Regions from separate parts of the Homo sapiens genome. Here all the other regions are linked to region 1. Evidence: chromatin loops called from intact Hi-C (ENCODE). Cell type or tissue: gastrocnemius medialis. All regions are shown on one strand.

Region 1 (4,000 bases):
GCAAGAGCAGGAAAAACTGCCTTATAAAACCATCAGATCTTGTGAGAACTCACTCACGATCATGAGAACAGCATGGGAAAATCACCCCCATGATCCAAGCACCTCTCACCTGGTCCCTCCCTTGACATGTGGGGATTATAAAGGATTATAATTCAAGATGAGATTTGGGTGGGGACACAGAACCAAACCATATCAGCAGTCTTGTTTTGTTGATTATTGTATCTTGAGCACCTAAAACAGTGTCTAGGACATGGTAGGTGCTTAGAATATTTGCTAAATAAATAATCAATTCCTTAAAAAGTCAGTGTCACATTGCCCTACCATTTTCACTTCTTCTGAAGTGAATTCAATTCCTACCATTACATTTTTAGATTACATTTTTTGACTGCCTTTTTAGTCTTTCTCTTGTGGGAGTTATTATTAGTAATTTTAGTCTCTCTCTATGCTCATTCCCTTTCAACCTAGTGGTTTTGCAGTAGCTTCTTTTTGGTCCTCGCAGCCCCCAATTCAGAACCAGATTTTCAATTGTCAGCTCAGGTATCCATACTGCCATGATTTGGGGACGTTGCTGATCCCAACACTGAGCCAGGGGACCTCTTTGGCAAGGTTCCTCTTCAACTGGGATAAGAAGCTTTGTATAAGTCTCAGCCCCAGCATTTTATATTCCTGGTTCTTGGGTGTGAAAGCCCCACCCAGTTTCTGGACTGGGAACCCCTGGCCATGTATAGTTCCCCTTTTACCACAAGAGAAGAGAAAAGCTCCTGGCCACCTCTGCCTGAGTGGTGACCTGGAGAACCTATAGCACCATTTCTGCTGTAGAATTGTATTTCTGTGTTTCTCTGATCCTTGGAGATGCTGATCTTTTTTTTTTTTTTTTTTCCTGGAATGCAATGGCGTGATCTCGGCTCACCGCAACCTCCTGGGCTCAAGCGATTCTCATGCCTCAGCCTCCTGAGCAGCTGGCAGTACATGAACTTGCCACCACGCCCAGCTAATTTTTATATTTTTAGTAGAGACAGGGTTTCACCATATTGCCTAGGCTGGTCTCGAACTCCTGACCTTAGGTGATCCACCTGCAGCAGCCTCCCAAAGGGATGGGATTACATGCGTGAGCCACTGCGCCCGGCCAAGATGCTGATCTTCCGGAGCAAGGCTTGGACTTTCATTTTTAAAATTTTTATATCTTATGTATTATTGCTAGGTGTTTGGAGTGGTGGGGGGCACTTAAAGCATGGATTTACAGTACCATTGTGCCTGGAAGGTGTTTGTGTCCCCCATTAAACCTATTGGAACAGCAGGCCCGCGGGGTTCACTCTGGAATGGCTGCAATGCTGACGTTGGAGGACATGTTAAAGCTCACCTAGCTCTACCTCATCTTACAGAAGCAAGGCCCAGTGGCTTGCTTCAGGCCCCGCATTTTGATAGCCTCGGAGCCAGGAAGGTAAACGTGACTCCGCGCCTGGGTCTTTGAACACTTGCCTTTGAACATCTGATGTTTTTCACGCAGAATGGCCTTCCTGCTTTGCTGCTGTCTGAGCCTCACAGTTTAAGGGTCAGCTCTAGTTCTACCCAGTTTTCTGTAGTCTTTTCTTCTTCCCCAGGCATATGGCACTTAAAAGGGAGGGAAAGAGCATGGGTTTTAATCATTACCTAGTGCCGACCCTGTAGTGGCTCTGCATGTGGGCTGGGCGGAGTGTCTTCACAGTTAATGGCTGTGTGAACGCTCACATTTTATATACGCCACTGCTCTCTAGTGGTCAACCCAGGCATCAACTCTGTAGTCTGGAACAGTGAGTAAAGCCACCCCAAGCCGTTCATAGCAAACATTAAGGTTCTCATAGTCATAACTTTCCTACCATTCATGGAAAAAAAAGTTCAAGTCCTGTTTATTTGGTCTTTCAAAGCCAAATATATTATATTTATTTATATAATCAGAAACTATATATCTACCTCTGTATGTAGAGGTACACACATTCTCCCATTGAAGTTGATCATTTAAGCACCACTGTCCCATAGAAATATCACACAGGGCTGAGGCCAGGCATGGTGGCTCATGCCTGTAATCCCAGCACTTTGGGAGCGTAAGGAAGGAGAATTGCTTGAGCCCAGCAGTTTAAGACCAGCCTGGGCAACATAGCGAGACCCTGTCTCTACAAAAAATAAAAAAATTAGCCAGCGGTAGTGGTGCACATCTGTAGTTCCAGCTACTCGGGAGTCTGAGGCAGGAGGATCACTTGAGCCTGGGAGGTTGAGGCTGCAGTGAGCCGTGATTGTGCCACTGTACTCCAGTCTGGGTGATGAGACTCCATCTCCAAAAAAAACAAAAAAACAAAAAAAACCCAGAAATATAACATGAGCCACATAGTAACTTAAAATTTTCTAGTTGCCGCATTAAAAAATAAAAAACATGTTAAATTCATTTTAATGATATAATTTATTTAACCGAATATATCTAAAATATTATCATTTCAACATGTAATCAATGTAAAAATTACTCACCAGATATTGTATATTCTTTTCTTGATAAGTTTTTGAAATCTGGTATGAATTTTACACTTATAGCACACCTCAGTTCAGACCAGCCTCACTGCAATTGTGGGTAGCCACATGGGACTAGTGGCTACTGCTTTGGACAGCAAAGGTCAAGGGCGGTGGTTTCCAAACTCCGTCCTTGCTCTTGCAATCTCCGGGGAGGGGAGAGGAGCTGAAGTTTAAGTTGATCACCAATGGCCAGTGGCTTTATCAATCATGCCTCATAATGAAGCTTCCATAAAAACCCAAAGAGACAGTGTTCGGAGAACTTCCGGATAGCCGAACACGTGGAGGTTCTTGGAGGGTGGCGTGCTCAGGGAAGGTATGGAAGCTCCATGCTTCTTCCCCCATACCTTGCCCTATGCCTCTCTTTGTTTATATTCTTTGTAATATCCTTCATAATCTGGTAAACATGTTTCCCTGAGTTCTGTAAGCCACTCTGGCAAATTAATCAAACCTAAAGAAATGTGGAAAGCCCAGCTTGAGGATCTGTGACTGGTGTCTGGAGGAAGAGGGAGGCATTCTTGTGGGACTGAGCCCTCAACCTGTGGGATCTGATGCTATCTCCAGGTAGACAGTGTCCGAATTGAATTGGAAGATACCCCTGCAGCTCACGTCTGCTGCTGAATTGATTGCTTGCATGTTGGTGGGGTAAAACCACCGAGTATTTGGTCACAGAAGTCTGTTGTTTTTTGAGACAGAGTCTTGCTCTGTCACCCAGGCTGGAATGCAGTGGTGCAACCTCCGCCTCCTGGATTCAAGCAATTCTCATGCCTCAGTCACCCAAGTTGCTGGGATTACAGGTGTGTACCACCACAGCTGGCTCATTTTTGTATTTTTAATAGAGAAGGGGTTCTTACCATGTTGGCCAGGTTGGTCTCGAACTCCTGGCCTCAAGCTATCTGCTTGGCTTGGCCTCCCAAAGTGCTGGGATTATAAGCTTGAGCCACTGAGCCCGGCCAAAAGTCTTCTGTATTGATGTTGTTGGTGGTGTGAGAGCAGAAGAAACATTGTTCACGTTTGTTCCACTCACCTTGGCTGTTGCCACACACCTTGGAGGATGGCATTGCAATTTTGTGTGCCTCCTTTTAAATGCAGAGCAATGGAAGCTGATAAAATATAAGAAGAGAAAGCCACTGTTTTATGGGGAAGGTCGTTAATATCCTCCCAGGCTTTTAACAGGCCTAAATCTGAGGTGGTACTGGATCAGTTTGTCCCATTTCATGGGGCTGAGGGACAGAGGGGGAAGAATCTTTTTTGGGAGCAGCAGTTTTCCCCTCTGTACTCTGGAAGGAGCATCTTCTTGCAGTTGCTCCAAGTTGCAGACTGGTCTCAGGGTCCTCTCATCTCTAATTGGTGTCCCCCTTGGTTCATCTGTCTGACTGCATGTCCTAGCAAGTCACAGTCCTATCCCAGGCATCAAGGCTGAATTTCAAGGTGTCCTTAAGGTATGTCTTCTGGTCACCCT
Region 2 (4,000 bases), 83 kb before region 1:
TCAATTTTTAAATTTAAATGGATTAAAATTACATAAAACGTAAAATGCAGTTCCTCAGTTGTACTTAACACATTTCATGTGCTCACTAGCCACATGTGGCTAGTAGCCAATGTAGTGAACAGCACAGGTCTAGGGTTTTATATGGTGGTGTTTTCTCATTCTGCAGCTTGATAGGATCCTAGGCTCATTTTAATGAGTTTGATTGCTCTACCCTTATTGAAGAATCTGTTTTCCTTAGGAGTCTTAAAGGAGACAGAATCTGAAAAAGTTGATCATAAAAACAATTTAAGGTTCTCTAGTGGCCGGTGCAGTGGCTCACGCCTGTAATCCTAGCATTTTGGGAGGCTAAGGCAGGCAGATCACTTGAGGTCGGGAATTCAAGACCAGCTTGGCCAACATGGTGAAACCCTATCTCTACTAAAAATACAAAAAAATTAACCAGGTGTGGTGGCGCACGCCTGTAATCCCAGGGAGGCTAAGACACAAGAATCTCTTGAACCCAGGACGCAGAGGTTGCAGTAAGCTGAGATCCCACCACTGTACTCCAGCCTGGGTGACAGAGCAAGACTCTGTCTAAAAAACAAAAACAAAAACAAAACAAAAACCAAAAAACAGAAAAAACAAAAAACAATTTAAGGTTATCTGAACAAAGATTCAAAATTTAGTACAAGAAGGTGGGCAGGGTTGTAAGCAGTTTAGGAATGAAAATGGAGAGAAGGGAAAAAGACAGGTTTTGATGTGCATTCCTAGTCAAACACCATTTGAAAATTTAAAAATTATATAGAAAATCAAGCAGCCAGGGCCAGGCAAGGTGGCTCACGCCTGTAATCCCAGCACTTTGGGAGGCTGAGGCGGGCGGATCACAAGGTCAAGAGATCAAGACCATCCTGGCCAACATGGTGAAACCCTGTCTCTACTAAAAATACAAAAATTAGCCAGGCATGGTGGCGCACGCCTGTAGTCCCAGCTACTCGGGAGGCTGAGGCAGGAGAATTGCTTGAACCCGGGAGGTGGAGGCTGCAGTGAGCCGAGATTGTGCCACTGCACTCCAGCCTGGGCGATGGAGCAGGGCTCTGTCTCAAAAAAAAAAAATTAAAATTAAAATTAAAAAAAAGAAAAATGAAAAAGAAAATCAAGCAGCCAAGAGAAAAAAAAAAAAAGATGTACAATATCCAGAATAGTGAGAGAAAAAAGGAACAAATTAAAAAGTGGATTTGGGCCAGGTGCAGTGGCTCATACCTGTAATCCCAGCACTTTGGAAGGCCGAGGCAGGTGGATCAATTGAGGTCAGGAGTTTGAGACCAGCGTAGCAAACATGGTGAAACCCCATCTCTACTAAAAATACAAAAATTAGCCATTGTGGTGGCATGCGCCTGTTGTCCCAGCTACTTGGAAGACTGAGAGGCGGAAGTTTCAGTGAGCCATGATCACACCACTGCACTCCAGCCTGGGCAACAGAGTGAGATTCTGTCTCAAAAAAAAAAAAAAAAAAAAAAAAAGTGGATTTGTCTGTTCTCAGAAGAAAAAAAGGAGTATCACTTACATAAAGTGCTAATAATGTATTTTTATAGATCTTTTCCCCCTAAATATTTAGTATGTCATACAAATGACTATTTGATTGCATAAGCAATTTTGACACTGCCCCTCACCCCCCACCAATTGAAAATGTCCTAATATTGAAAGGTAGGGACAGTGCAAATAACTTATTTTTCTTTCACCAACTCCCTTCTTACTAATTGTTACTTCTCACATAGCTACCGTGTGCATAATCTGTAGTGGGTTTGCACAGACTAGACGTAATTTAAGGCAAGTTAAGATCTTTAATCATCTGATAATAATACTTAGCCTTCAATTAGTTGTGTAAACAAGGGCGTAAATAGTGTCAACAGCAGTGGGCAGAGCAGCCTGTGCGACAGGAATCCACAGGCTTGAGCCCAGATAGCGCCTGAGTGACCTCAGACAGCTGTGGAAACAGCAGAGCCCAAAGCTCCTTGTACTAATCTGCCTGTGCCCAGCAGAGGGGTGAAAAGACAGAACAGACCTGTGGGAGGTGCTCTGGCCTTTTCTTCCAGAGCAGTTGGTTCCTCTGTTCTTCTGACAACCCTACTGTTTCTGATCATGCTGCGAACTTCTCTTTTCAACTGACAAAATCTCAGAGATGGATGATGGCAAATTCTAACTCAGTTCCTGCTTGCTAAATCTTAAAAGAATATGCTATCGTCCTGCTTTTTTTGGTAGGTGGAGGTGAAGTTTCCTGATCATACGAACTCGGGCCCTCCAGACATGAGTTCTAAAGGTTCCATTTCGTTGGCTCAGGATCAAAGAAAATCCTGATAATGACAGTGATAATGTGCAACTTGCAAGTCATCAGACATTTATTAAGCACCTATTATGTGGTACAGCAGAAAAAGCATTAAAAATTCAACAAGTACTAAGAGTGTACCTACTATGTGTTCAGAACTGTGCTAGGCACTGGTGTGATAACAATAACCATAATAACAACAATAACTAAGAATTATAAGTGTTTATATGGTGCTAGGAACTGTACTAAGCAATTTAGTTATTTTTATTATTCCCATTTTTCACAGGAGACTGAGGCACAAAGAGGTTAAATAACTTGCCTATATAAGCAAACTAAAATATGGATTTCCCATTTCACCTAGAGGTGAGATGACTTTCCAAAGGTCACACAGCAGTGAGAAGAGGAGCCAGGCAATCTAGCCCCATGACCCCACATTGGAGCTTTAAGTAGGTTAAATGTAAATGAAGATAATGATATCTACTTTCAGAACTTTATAAATGTGCTAAATAATGCATGTACTATGTCTAGCACAGTGCTTGGTAAACATTATTATTATTAGGAATTCATTAATCCAAGTGTATAATCACTCAGTATGCACTGGTACAGCCAACCCAGTTGTTAAAGTATTGAAATGTTTCCATGTCAGTTGATAGAACCTCTGCCCTAAGCCCGTGAGTAGCCCCCTTACTGGCCATGCAGCCCCTCTTGCAGGAGCCCTCCAAACCCCTAGCATTGTAAGGGCCTCCAGGACCCTGTTCTGATGGTTAGTGCCTGTACTGCACCAGCTGTTATGTATTTTCACCATATCCTGGCTACAAATATGAGCTGGGCTCCTGCCTTCAATGAGGGCATAGTCTGGGAGGGACACTGGGCATGACAGGAGAAAGTGATGAGGGCAATGATGAAGGAGTGTGCTGAGTACAGTGGTGGATGATGGAAAAGCTCAGCTCAGGCAGGTCAGAAAGCCTTCATGGAAGGCAAGAGGCTTGACACTAGCAATAACCTGCCTGGATGGGTGAGTGGGAGCATCCCAGATCATCACTAAAGTTCTTTTGTCTCTCAGTTTCCTCATTTTTTTTTTTTTTTTTTTTTTTTGAGATGGAGTCTTGCTCTGTCACCCAGGCTGGAGTGCAGTGGTGCGACCTCCGCTCATTGTAACCTCTGCCTGCTGAGTTTCAGCAATTCCCCTGCCTCAGCCTCCCAAGTAGCTGGGATTACAGGCACGTGCCACCATGCCCGGCTAATTTTTTGTATTTTTAGTAAAGACGGGGTTTCACCATGCTGGCCGGGCTGGTCTTGAACTCCTAACCTCGTGATCCGCCCACCTCGGCCTCCCAAAGTGCTGGGATTACAGGCATGAGCCACCATGCCCTGCCAGTTTCTTCATTCTTGTTGCCTCCACCTAGTTCAGGTCTTCACAACCCTTTGCCTAAATTTCCACAAGAGCTTTATGTGTGCTCTTCTATGCACCAACTGTTCTAGAATCTATTCTGTGCTTCCCTTACTGAACAACCTTTAGTAAGGTCCCTGTGGTCCTATCTCCTCATCAAGGCACCCACAACCCACTATCATGCAGCCTCGGCCTCTGTTTCTAGCCTTTCCCACTTGCTTTTGGGCATGTGCCCAGCACAACTGCAAAGTAAGATGTTCCCTACACTGGACTCTGTTGCTCCTGCTGCTTGGAACTTGTGGATCCTA
Region 3 (4,000 bases), 290 kb before region 1:
CATAAGTCCCTCCCTTTTTCATAGTCTAGTCTTGTTTCCCTTACCCCCCCACCACCACCTCCCCGCAACACCATCTTTCCCTATTTTAATATTCAAGCCCTTAATTCTTTGTTTTTGTTTCCATGAGTGGAAACTTGATACACTGGGAGGTTTACAGGTAGCAGAAGTATGTTACAATTTCATAAGTACTTTGATCTACCCCATTTTGCTAAGGCGATTTGTGTGGAACTTCTTCCGCCTGGAGAATGAACATCTGAATAACTGTGGTGAATTCCGTGCTGTGCGGGACATCTCTGTGGCCCCCCTGAACGCAGATGATCAGACTCTCCTAGAACAGATGATGGACCAGGATGATGGGGTACGAAACCGCCAGAAGAATCGGTCATGGAAGTACAACCAGAGCATATCCCTGCGCCGGCCTCGCCTCGCTTCTCAGTATGTATGGCTTCTACTTCTGTGAGGCATATTTCCTTTGAGTTTTAGCATTGGGTAGCATGTAAGCTAAAAAGCTATCAGGTTGAACCAAATGAAATTGCCAATACTCAGCCATTTTTCACCTACAAAAAAACAGTAATAAGCAGCAATTCCATATGATACAACCTATGACTGTCTAAATGAGCACATAGAGTAAATGTCATCAGTGCATAACCTAGTAATTTGGCACTAAAGATCCACTGTCTGGAGGAAAAGGTTGTTGGAGAGTGATTTATTAATACTTGACTCTTCTGTGTGTTGTGTATGCAAATAATTTTTATGTTATAAACTTTAGGAATCCTGCCATCTATGCCTTGACCAAATGACTTAATTTCTGTTTTCTGCCCCCATCTGTAAATTGAAATTAATATGGTTCTTGCTTATAGGGAGGTTAAGTGGATTATATTCATTATTACATAGAACTTGGACCAGTTCCCTCACAGAAAGAGCCTACTAAGAATAAACTATTACTATTTTTATCTTCTTATTAAATACCTACAACAATATTTTTATCAGTCATTGACTACGTATGTTGCTAAAAGTTACCATAAATGTACAGTATATGGTGACTGCATATGAAATTTAGAGACAATAGATAGCACAGTAGATTGGAATGAAGGAGGCTTAGGTTGAGGATGAACGGTTTTCTAAAGGATAAGGGAGTGAATAGACTAGAGACACAGTAAAGAACATAAAGGTAGAAATGAAGTGCAGAAAGAAAAACCATGTGACTAGAATTATAGTAAGAATAATTTTGCTGAATAGATGAAGTATGATTGTAAAAGGCTGAAAATGCAAACTTGATCTTGTAGGCAGGAATGAGTCACAGATAATTTTTTTTTTTTGAGATGGAGTCTCGCTCTGTTGCCCAGGCTGGAGTGCAGTGGTGCAATCTCCACTCACTGCAAGCTGCACCTCCTGGGTTCACGCCATTCTCCTGCCTCAGCCTCCCGAGTAGCTGGGACTACAGGCGTCCGCTACCACACGCAGCTAATTTTTTGTGTTTTTGGTAGAGATGGGGTTTCACCATGTTAGCCAGGATGGTCTCGATCTCCTGACCTCGTGATCCGCCCGCATTGGCCTCCCAAAGTGCTGGCATTACAGGCATGAGCCACCGCACCCAGCCACGAGTCACAGAGAATTTTTCTGTAGAAGAATGACATTGTGAAAGTAGTATCCTAGGAAGTTTTAATAGCACTGTGTAAGATATATTAGGCAAGGGAAAAACTGAAGGCCAGAAAGCCAGATGAAAAGCTATGCAGTACTTCAATGTATGGGGCAGTGAAAATTCAGATCAGGATGCTTACTGTTGGACCAGAAGGAACATAAGGAGATGTTTTGAAGGAAGTAAGAAACAGGAGGTAGTATCAGTAACTCATTGGATATAGAGGAGTAGAGTAGAACCTGCTGAACTTTAAATAGAGATTTGGAAGTTCTCTGAAGAAGGCAGAGAAAAGCAGAGAGCAGGGAACTGAGTCTTAATCCCTGGCTCAACCATAGTAGCCAGGGAACAAACACAGACAAGAGAAAAAAAGAAAATAAACAAAAGAGGTAGGAATAGTCAGGGAGGTAATAGGAAGAGCATCAAAACAAAGCATGGTTGGTGCTGTGATCCCAAGGAAGCAGAGTTTGAAGAAGCTGGGGCAGGGGAGCACTGAGTGGGTCAGTGAGATAAGTGCCACAAAGGGCTGGAAGAAAATGCTAAGTGTGATTGGTGACCTCATTGAGCTCCTGATTTTGAAGTCTAATTATCCTTGTTAGTTACCAGCAGAGGGCAATCTAAACATATACTATTTCTGCTTAAAGAAGGGGCTCTTTGGCAATAGATTATTCTGTTCCATTTCAGGTGTTTAACGGAGAAACTCTGGGAAACCAGATTGCACCAAGAGTAAGACATTAGGAATGGAACAGTTGGTGTACAGCGGAGAGAGCAGGGAATCCAAAATAAGATCTGAGTTTCAGTACTGACTTTATCACTCATGCAACCTTTAGCATATCCTTAATGTGTGTGGTTTTTTTGTTTGTTTGTTTTTTTGAAACAGTATCTCGCTCCGTTGCCCAGGTTGGCTCAATGCAGCAGCACGATCATGACTCACTGCAGCTTCAACCTCCTGGGTTCAAGCACTCCTCCCACCTCAGCCTCCCAAGTAGTTGGCACTACACGCCTGCACCCCTCTGCCCAGCTAATTTTTTATTTTTTATAGAGACAGGGTCTTACTATGTTGCCCAGGCTAGTCTCAAACTCCTAGCCTGAAGAAGTCTTCCCTCCTTGGCCTCCCAAAGTGCTGGGATTACAGGCAAGAGCCACCACACTCAGCCACCTGATTTTATTGTTGGTATTTATAGTGGTAAATGGTTTATGTTGGGCTGAAATGTGCTTCACTGTAATTTCACTATAACTTTAACAATTTGATCCTATTTGGGCTCTCTCACATAACTTATAATGAGTCTCCTCCCTCTTCTGCATTGTATGTTGTCAACTCTTTGAAGAGAAATAACTGTTATGCCTCTCCTTAGGTCTTCTCTTCTGCTGGCTAACTCTTTTGGTTTCTCATGTATGCCTCAAGTGGTGTTTTATCTTATCCTCATCATCCTTATCACAATTTCTTATATTTGTTTTTTGGGGGTTGGTTGTTTTTTTTTGGAGACATGGTCTCAGTCTGTCACCTAGGCTGGAGTGCAGTGGTGTGATCATACCTTACTGCAGCCTTGAACTCCTGGGCTGAAATGATCCTCCTTCCTCAGCTTCCTGAGTAGCTGGGGCTACAGGTTTGCACTATCATACCTGGCTTTTTTTTTTTTTTTTTTTTTTTAAGACAGGGTCTCACTGTGATGCTCAGACTGGTCTCAAACTGCCGGGCTAAGGCGATCCTCTTATGTCAGCCTCCCAAGGAGCTGGGATTACAGGAACCAGCCAGTTTCTTAAGTTTGTTTAATGCTTTTTTCATCCATGTTCTCACTTGATATGCATACTGTCTCCATGAGGTGAAAGTGGTATTCAGTGAAATCGGTGTTACCATTCCTGCCTTACAGAGATGGAAACGGGCACTCAAAGGGTTAAATAGATGCATCATAAAATCAAAGTCAGGTGGCCAGGTGCAGTGACTCACACCTGTAAACCTAACACTTTGGGAGGCCAAGGCGGGCAGATTACCTGAGGTCAGGAGTTTGAGACCAGCCTGGCCAACATGGTGAAAGCCCATCTCTACTAAAAATACAAAACTTCGCCAAGCGTGGTGGCACATGCCTGTAATCCCAGCTACTCAGGAGGCTGAGGCAGGAGAATTGCTTGAGCCTGGGAAACGGAGGTTGCAGTGAGCTGAGATTATGCCACTGCACTCCAGCCTGGCGACAGAGCGAGACTCTGTCTCAAAAAAAAAAAAAAAAATCAAAGTCAGTACTCAAACCCAGATCACTACCTTCTGCGTTGCACATACCCTGCCATTGTTCTTGTTACCTTCCTCTGGTTGTGATCTAGTTTCTTAGTGTTTTTCCAATAGTATCTGAAATTGAATAGGAAACTCTA
Region 4 (4,000 bases), 210 kb before region 1:
GAATAGGAAGTTCAGGGCTGTTTTAGAACTGGCCAGGGTGCCAGCTGTGGTTAAAAAAAAAAAAAAATCCTGGAACCAAGAAACCCAACCCTCAGCAGAATCGGGTTTAAAAGAGTGTCAGGGCAGCTTTCATTGGGCAAGAACACTGAAGCAGGCCTGTGGCCCAGGGACAAGGTCGTGGGGGTGGGGAGGCAGTCCTGTGCAGTGTTGGGAGTGTGTTCCCCCACCCAGGGCCTTTGCAGCAGGAGCCAGGTAGAACCCTGTCTTCATGATGCCCATGGGAGGAGAGGGAGGGGCTGAGCCCCATGGCTCACAGAATGGGGTAGGGGGGTGGAGGAGGAATTAGGGGGATCTGGCAGGTGAGCAGAGGGGCCAGAGGAACAAGTGCTTGGGGCTTCAGGCTGTGAAGAGGGCACTGGCACTCTTCAAAGTGTAGAAATGAGCCCACAGCAAGAAACTTCAAGTGTGGAGAAACCCTGGCTCCTCCTATACTGCAATTCTTGGCCTAAGGTCACAAAACTGGAGAAATTTCATGTTGAGAAAAGCTCCTGGGGGCCAAAGACAGCTCCACTTTTCTCTGAAAAGGACAACTTGCCTTCCCAGGTGGGAGGAGGTGGAAGGGGGTGGCTGGGGCTGGGAGGACGGGAAAAGGCCTCAGGCGTATCACCTCCCGGGCTGGTGACATACTTAGTCCTTAAATAGTCCTGCCAGGTATGTCCTGCTCATTGTCTTCATTTTGCATAGATGGGGAACCAAGTTCAGCAGCAGTGACAGGGCATGCAATCCTGCCCCTCTGACTTGGGGCCCACTTTTCCCACTGCAGCTGCCTCCCCATGCCAGAAAAGGCTTGGTGCTAGGGGAGGGGCACGAGGCACGCGGGACACTGGAGGCTCCCAGGCCTCTGGACGGTGACCTAATTCCAAGGAGGCAAAGGCGCTGGCATCCCAGCTTCTCCCTGGGGCAGCCTGATGTGCAGGCCCTGCCTTGTGTGGAAATGGGAGGGGGCTTTGGTTCCTCCAGCCTCCTGTTTGACCTTCCCCAACTGCCTGCATCTGCCTGCCTGGGGAGCTGCTGACCTCGAAGGCCTAGGGCAGCCCTGCCTCACACACTGGAACATCAGAACCTTTTTTTTTTTTTTTTTTTTTTTTTTTTTGAGACAGTGTCTCACTCTGTTGCCCAGGCTTGGAGTGCAATGGCACAGTATCAGCTCACTGTAACCTCCGCTTCCTGGGCTCAAGTGATTCTCCTTCCCCAGCCTCCCAAGTAGCTGGGACTACAGGCGCCTGCCACTATGTCTAGCTAATTTTTGTATTTTTGGTAGAGACAGGGTTTCACTATGTTGGCCAGGCTGGTCTCGAACTCCTGACCTCATGTGATCCGCCCGACTCAGCCTCCCAAAGTGCTGGCCTGAGCCATAGTGCCTGGGCCATCAGAACCTTCTTACTGAGAGCTTATTAACCAGGAACCAGGCCTAGGCCAGGCAAGAGCCCCCGGACTTAAGAAAGACCCGCAGCCTCAAGGGGCCCCAGCCCAGGGGGAGGCACACACACATTACAGCGCCGGATGCAGGGTATGCTGCAAGAGGAGCTGCAGCCGGTGTAGCCTGTGGGTAGCCTGTGGACAGCCTGGGGCCGTGATTCGTGGTTGGCCGGGTAGTTGGCAAGGGCGCCAACCGGGCAGGTGAGCACAAGCAGGGCTTTGTAAAACGAGTAGGAAGCTACAGCAAGGGCCAAGTGGCTCAGGCACAGAAACGAAGCAGCCACATGCAAAGGTGTGGGTATTCCCGGTGTCTAACTTATGTCCCTCCCGCGGTTCACAGAAGGCCCCTGACACTGGGACTACACGGAGCAGAAAGTGGCACCCCTTTGCCTCAGGCACCTCAGTCTCCTCGGGGCTTGGGGGCATTTTCAGAAGCCACCCGCAGAACCAGCGTCCCGGGCGGCGGCTGGTTTTCCCCTCTTTCCCGGGGGCCCCCCTCTGTCGCTGCGGGGTGCAGCGGCGGCGAGAGATATCCGCAGCTGGCACCCGGTGTCCCGGGAGGGAGAATCGGGGTCTGTCGCGGGCCCTGCGACCAGGAGGCGACTGTGCCCTCAGCAGCTGCCCCGCGCCCGCCCCGCCCTCAGGCCACTAGAGGCAACCTCGCAGCGACTCCGGTGCCCCCCCAAGTCTCCCTGGCAGGGCGGGCTGTCCCCACCGGCCAGGGCAGGCAGCGGGCGGCCGCTTGCTCTGCACCCGCAGACTCCGCGCCAGCCGCGCCTTCCCGGCCACGCGGCCGCCCGCGGAGTGTTCCCGCCGCGCAGACAGGAGGCGTGGGGCCAGGCAGCACAGCCAACAGCCTCTGTCCGCGTCCTCCCGCGGGGCCTCGCGCGGGCGGGGGTGAGAGGGGAGCGGCCCGTTGCGCTGCCTGGGGGTCGCCAGGGCCTTCGTGCCAAGGCCGCTTCCGCGAGGCGGGGTGTGTCCAGCAGGGCACCGGCTGTTAGAGCCGCGGGGGCCTGCAGCCTGAGGGTGGAGGGAGGGCGGGCTCGCGGGAGTTTTGCAAACCCCGCCCCCAGCACACGCGCGCACGCGTACACGCACACACACTGCTGGGCTCACCCTGCCTTTGAGAAACGCACGGCTGGGGAGGCGGACGGGGCCTACTGGTGCACCGCACGGTCCCGGGCCTTGCTGAAAGGTGATGTGGAGGCGGCGCGCCGAGCCAGACTGGGAGGATGAGCTGGAGCTGGCCGGAGGGATGGGGAGGAAGTGGGGCGACCTATGGACCCTCATGTCCGTGGGGCGGGGGCGGGGTGTGCAGGAATGAGTACCTGGTGCATGAGTGTCCCCAGCTTTCAGGCGTGCTGGAAAAACCGCAGGCCGGCTCGAATTTTGGAAACCAGTGTTAACCAGGACTTCAAGGACCTGCCTTCGTTGGGCTGTCCCTCGCCTTGCCCTGCCAGCTACGCAAATGTTCCAGAGCTCTGTTGAGGTCATTAAATCACCCTGAATCCATACGGCAACACTGCGAGAGAGAGACTATTATACCAGGCTAACGCACGAGGAGTCCGAGGCTCAAAGGTTAATTCACAGATAGATCCAAGGTCTGGGAGCCAATCAAAAGCGGAGGCAGGATTTGAACCTGGCCCTCTGTGACTTCCAGCCAGCATCCTTCCACCCTCCTGGGTCCCTCTGCAGCTCACCTCCCTTGGAGGCCCTCGAGCAGCTCTGGAGGCCCTGCTTGGCCTGCCCGCCACTGACCTTCACCAGGACGCAGGGGCTCTCATTTTGGTTTTTCTTCTGGGAAGTGGGGCTGGAGAAGAGCAGGCAGATCCCTTTCCAGGGCAGTGTTTCCAAACTGCAGGCACAATTCACTCATGGGTTATAAAAGCAATTTTGTGGGTTGAGACCAACATTAAATTAAAATAAAAATTAGAGTGCTTTATACAAGCCAAGGGTAGGTTAGGTTTTGAGAAATGCTTCTGCAAGTGTGTACCGAGTTGTAATTTAAAGTGGGTTATGGCTCTGTTCTGCGGGGAGGCAGAAGAAACCCTCAGGGCTATGGCCTGGCCCCTGGGGTAGTGGGGAAGAGGCCTCCATCCTAGATGCCCAGGTGTCCTGGGCAGCTGTTTGTTTCCACCTCTTTTCCGGGTGTGCCAAGAAGAGGCCTATGACCCAGGAGAGGAGGGCAATGATGCGACTGTGGACTTCTTAGTCTTCCAAACTGCCTCTGGGCACAGGATTCTTGTGTGGGTATTATTGGCAGGAGCTTTGTTTGTTGGCTCCTGGATCCCACTAGCCCCAACTTCACCCATCCATGCACCCACCTACTCTCTCATGCTTTATGCATGTGCCTTGGCTGGAATGCCTTTTCCCTGTCCCCCCACAAACCCCGTGGCAGCCTTCAAAAATATTAGAGGTGTCTGTCTCTGGAAGCATTCCCGATACTGCATGCTGACTTCGGCTCCTCCCCTTAAATCCCATAGGATCTTGTACCAAGGGCTCTTTATTGTGACTCTTTAGG
Region 5 (4,000 bases), 130 kb before region 1:
TGTTCGGAGGTAATGTCCCTAAGAAATCACAGTTATTTGACTGGGAGCCATAGAGAGCTCGGGCAGTAATAACGACTGCAAATTCAAAACTGTGGCTTACTGTAGTTGCAGGATTTGTATTAAAAAGGTGTTTCATGCTTTTACAACTCATCTTGTTCTTCATTTCAGCCTGTGTGAAACTGTGAATTGGCGATATGGGTGGGTGTAATCAGACTGGGGGCTGGCATGAGATTTCTCATGCATTGCCATATGTGATTTGTATGTTTCATCTCGACATAACCAAGGTCAGTCTCTTGATATTACTCATAATTTTATGGCTGTATAAATCTGCTATATCAATCTACTTCATGAATGGTGGAGTCCTTCACAGGCGAGGTCTGATGATGGATAAGCTCCCTAAGCTGCCAACTGGGTTACTGTTAAAAAACAGACTTGCATATTATCTGCTTAGAAGTGACCTTGAGTTCAAAGAGTTAACATGAGAAAATATGGGCTTTTTCTTTAGACTTTATTAGATAGACTTCAGTCTGTTTCCATGGAGCTGTTGCCAAGGTATATGCCATAGAAATTTCTCCAAGACAATGTTTCACTCCCCTAAGGCCCTCTTCTTAATTGGCATTGAATCTATCTAAACTTGAGAAATTCAACTAATTTGTAGATTTTTCTTTTGACTAGTTGAAATATCTGTCTATTCTCACTTGACCCCAATCCTCTTACCCCACAGTATTGCTAAGAGCTGGAGGAAAGGAGCCTAAGTTAAAGATCAAACACATGACTCTTTGAACACTTATTTTAGGGAACTCAAATTGAGAAAGATGACAAAGGATGTTTTTTCTGATGTATGAATTTATATTTATCGGGGAAAATCTTTCAAGAGTATACATATTAAGTCACATTTTGTTATAACTTCAAAGGATCATTTTAGAAAAATAAAATTTATAAAATCGGGATTTTCTGGGAAACATAAGACATATAGTCATCATTGTGTACAGAGAGTACTGAGGGAAAAAAGACACCAGAGCTCATTCATTCGTTTTCCAAAACTCCACATAGTCCTACAGGGCTCACTTTCTTACTCCATTCACATCTCTGCTCAAATGCCACCTGCTGTGGTCCCTCTATCTAAAAGATCAGGCCTTCTCCTCTCCACACTCTCTTTTCTCTGCTTTACTTTTCTTCATAATCTTTATCTCCACCTGACCTTGTATTATATATGTATTTATTGCCAATCTCCTGTCTAGAAATTATCTCACAGGGCTGGGACTTTCATGTGTTCATTGCTCTGTTTCCAGCAGCTAGGACTGTGCTTATTGGACATTCAGAAAAGAATATACCTATATGAAGTGAGACATTGGCAACCTTCAAAAGGGTAGCCTCAGAAGAGTAGCTCACAAGCCAAACTTGTCACAGTCGCCACTTTTATGCTCTAAGTTCCTGTAGTTAGTTAGACATGTCATTAGGAGAGGGGACTAATGGTTCTTGCTGCACATAGAACCATCCATGAACATGGCCTGAGATGTGTCCAAAGGTCCCCTTAACTAAAAATATTGCCACCTACTTCTCCCCTCATTCCCACGATGCTCGAAATTCTAAAGAGTCATTCCCAGGAATCATAATCATTTTGACCTTATTAAGGCATTGGACTTCTTGAGAGAGCCAATAAATAATCAGACTGTGTTGACCTGGTTATCCAATCAGGACTCACGGCCACCTGTGTGTAGGAAGGTCTGGAGCCTGTGGCCCCAGGGACTGGGAAATCAGAGGCAGTGAGTCATCCTTGACACAAGGGGGCAGGAGAGAGCAGTGATAATCCAGGGGCTAGAAGCCTGGCCTGGAAAGCTTCCCCTACACTAGGGAGGGTTGGGTAGTCTCAAGGTAGAGGGACTTCCCATGGAGAGATCACAGTGTGATTCCTGGTTCCTTCACTTATGGATTCTGAGGATGATCTTGGGCAATTAATCTCTCTGCACCTATTTTCTTTTCTTTTTTTTTGAGATGGAGTTTTGCTCTTATTGCCCAGGCTGGAGTGCAATGGCGTGATCCCGGCTCACTACAACCTCCGCCTCCTGGGTTCAAGCGATTCTCCTGCCTCAGCCTCCCAAGTAGCTGGGATTACAGGCATGCGCCACCACACCCAGCTAATTTTTTGCATTTTTAGTAGGGACAGAGTTTCTCCGTGTTGGCAAGGCTGGTCTTGAACTCCTGACCTCAGGTGATCCGCCTGCCTTGGCCCCCCAAAGTGCTGGGATTACAGGCATGAGCCACCACACCCGGCCTCTCTGCACCTATTTTCTATCTGTGGGTTGGAATTATAAGACCTACCTCAAAAGTTTGTTAGAAGAATAAGTGAAACCCATGCTTATCAAGGGCTTAAAATGGTACCTAACACAAGGTATGTGCTCAATAAACAAATACAGTTGTGATGACTATGATTAAGATGCTGCTGCCCTTTATGCCTCATTGAAGGCCCATCTGATCTGCCACCTCCTTGGAACATTTCCCAGTGGATCCCTTCTCATGGGACCACGGTCTCTCTTCTCCTAGTGGCTGGAGCACTCCATTGGTACTCTTTTCTGGCGCTTGCTGCTTGTTGCCGTGTGTGGTGGAATTCATTTATTTGTTATGTGCTTTAGCTCCCCAATAATACTGTAAGTTCCTGGAGGAAAGAGCTGGTATTTGATTTGTTCTTCTCTTCCTAACATTGCCTCCAATTCCTTGTACATAGTAGACACTAAATAAATAATTGCCCCCATGAGGCCGGGCGCGGTGGCTCACGCCTGTAATCCCAACATTTTGGGAGGCTGAGGTGGGTGGATCACCTGAGGTCATGAGTTCGAGACCAGCCTGACCAACATGGTGAAACCCTGTCTCTACTAAAAATACAAAAATTAGCTGAGTGTAGTGGTGGGCGCCTATAATCCCAACTACTCTGGAGGCTGAGGCAGGAGAATTGCTTGAACCCAGGAGGCAGAGGTTGCAGTGAGCCAAGATCATGCCACTGCACTCCAGCCTGGGTGTCAGAGCGAGACTCCATCTCAAAAAAAAAAAAAAAAGAAAAAAGAAAAGAAAAATTGCCCTCATGGATGAAGTGAAAACACTTCATCAATTATTTTACAATCCAGTGATTTTCACAGCCTTTTGTAAGAATGGCCCAACTGGTTAATGGACAGGTTAAAGGGAACATGATTTAGAACTATCAAGTAGCCATTGCACCTAGCCTAAGAGTTTTTGGTTGTGTCGTTCGGGTTCTCCAGCACTATCTGTCAGAAGCTGATGAGACTGGGCAGGAGATGCCTTTTGAGAAGTAGCTTGACTGGTTTAGACAGAATACCAAATTCTAAATTGTATATTTCAGCTTAATAAGTGAGTTGATGCTGATGATCTATCTGTTCATGGAAAGGGAGAGAGAGACTTAATTTCAAAATTATTAGGGCGAGAAAAGAGAAATGGAAGATTAGATCAAATGATATGAAATTGCCATTTTTATAGGTCAAAAATGGTAAAATATTGGCCTTTCCAAATGATTCGAAATCTGATTATGTCTGCAACAAATCCTGGTGGGATATAAATTATCACAAGTTTTAATGTACTAGGAGAGAGAGGGTACCTGGACTTTTCCTCATCTTTTCTGTTGTGAGTTACTGACTGAACATGTGTCAATCAACTTCCCACCACAGCAGAGGTAACATTTTAAAGGCCCAGCTAAGGAGCAAGCATGACTTGTTCCTGTGGAGGCACCAGATGGGTAACTGGGCCCATGGCAAATGAAGAGGAAGGGACTGTGATGTCCTGGAGCAGAGCCACGCTGGGCTGAACCAGTGGTGGATGGGTGTGACTGAAAAAGCAAGTCCAGCCTTTAGGTGCCTGGACTTTGAAGTCAAGGCTGGCTGGTGGAGAACAACTGTTTCAAAACCAGGCATCAGAATTAGATTGAAGTTAAAAAAAAAAAAAACCCAGAAAGAAAGAAAGACACAGCCAGGCACGGTGGCTCATGTCTGTA

Evidence for each region. A loop is a pair of places that touch in the nucleus more often than their neighbours do. Peaks named below come from ENCODE experiments on the same cell type or tissue, not always from the same donor. Only the 100,000 strongest peaks of a DNase experiment are listed, where the experiment ranks them.
Region 2: a loop joins it to region 1, with 2.9 times the contacts of the local background. A loop is called at or near these places in 29 of 110 quality-filtered maps.
Region 3: a loop joins it to region 1, with 5 times the contacts of the local background. A loop is called at or near these places in 94 of 110 quality-filtered maps.
Region 4: it touches region 1 in a loop (4-fold over the local background); 5 of 110 quality-filtered maps call a loop at or near these places.
Region 5: it touches region 1 in a loop (8-fold over the local background); 41 of 110 quality-filtered maps call a loop at or near these places.

The regions. Positions count from the first base shown.
Region 1 is chr1:181,165,016-181,169,015 of GRCh38, forward strand. No RefSeq gene overlaps it. Among named protein-coding and RNA genes, the nearest start is that of LINC01732, 7.5 kb to the right of the region's middle. RefSeq lists silencers at 1,717-1,766, 1,777-1,846. In gastrocnemius medialis, CTCF peaks have their summits at 1,770 (motif pointing left) and 1,969; a DNase peak (open chromatin) is centred at 1,726; H3K27ac peaks cover 536 bases.
Region 2 is chr1:181,082,413-181,086,412 of GRCh38, forward strand. No RefSeq gene overlaps it. Among named protein-coding and RNA genes, the nearest start is that of IER5, 4.3 kb to the right of the region's middle. In gastrocnemius medialis, a CTCF peak has its summit at 2,025; DNase peaks (open chromatin) are centred at 1,349 and 1,999; H3K27ac peaks cover 528 bases.
Region 3 is chr1:180,879,863-180,883,862 of GRCh38, forward strand. XPR1 (xenotropic and polytropic retrovirus receptor 1) reads left to right here. Exons shown (of 15, transcript NM_004736.4): 14 at 214-435. Among named protein-coding and RNA genes, the nearest start is that of LINC02816, 25 kb to the right of the region's middle. In gastrocnemius medialis, a CTCF peak has its summit at 2,243 (motif pointing right); no DNase peak of the experiment used is centred here.
Region 4 is chr1:180,951,861-180,955,860 of GRCh38, forward strand. It overlaps KIAA1614-AS1 (KIAA1614 antisense RNA 1), which reads right to left and starts at 3,027. Exons shown (of 2, transcript NR_145481.1): 1 at 2,808-3,027. RefSeq lists a silencer at 2,082-2,621 and an enhancer at 2,657-3,262. In gastrocnemius medialis, CTCF peaks have their summits at 2,072 and 2,279; DNase peaks (open chromatin) are centred at 1,681 and 2,601; H3K4me3 peaks cover 1,057 bases; H3K27ac peaks cover 1,599 bases.
Region 5 is chr1:181,036,829-181,040,828 of GRCh38, forward strand. All of the region lies in intron 1 of MR1 (major histocompatibility complex, class I-related), which reads left to right. Among named protein-coding and RNA genes, the nearest start is that of MR1, 4.8 kb to the left of the region's middle. In gastrocnemius medialis, a CTCF peak has its summit at 1,790 (motif pointing right); a DNase peak (open chromatin) is centred at 1,793.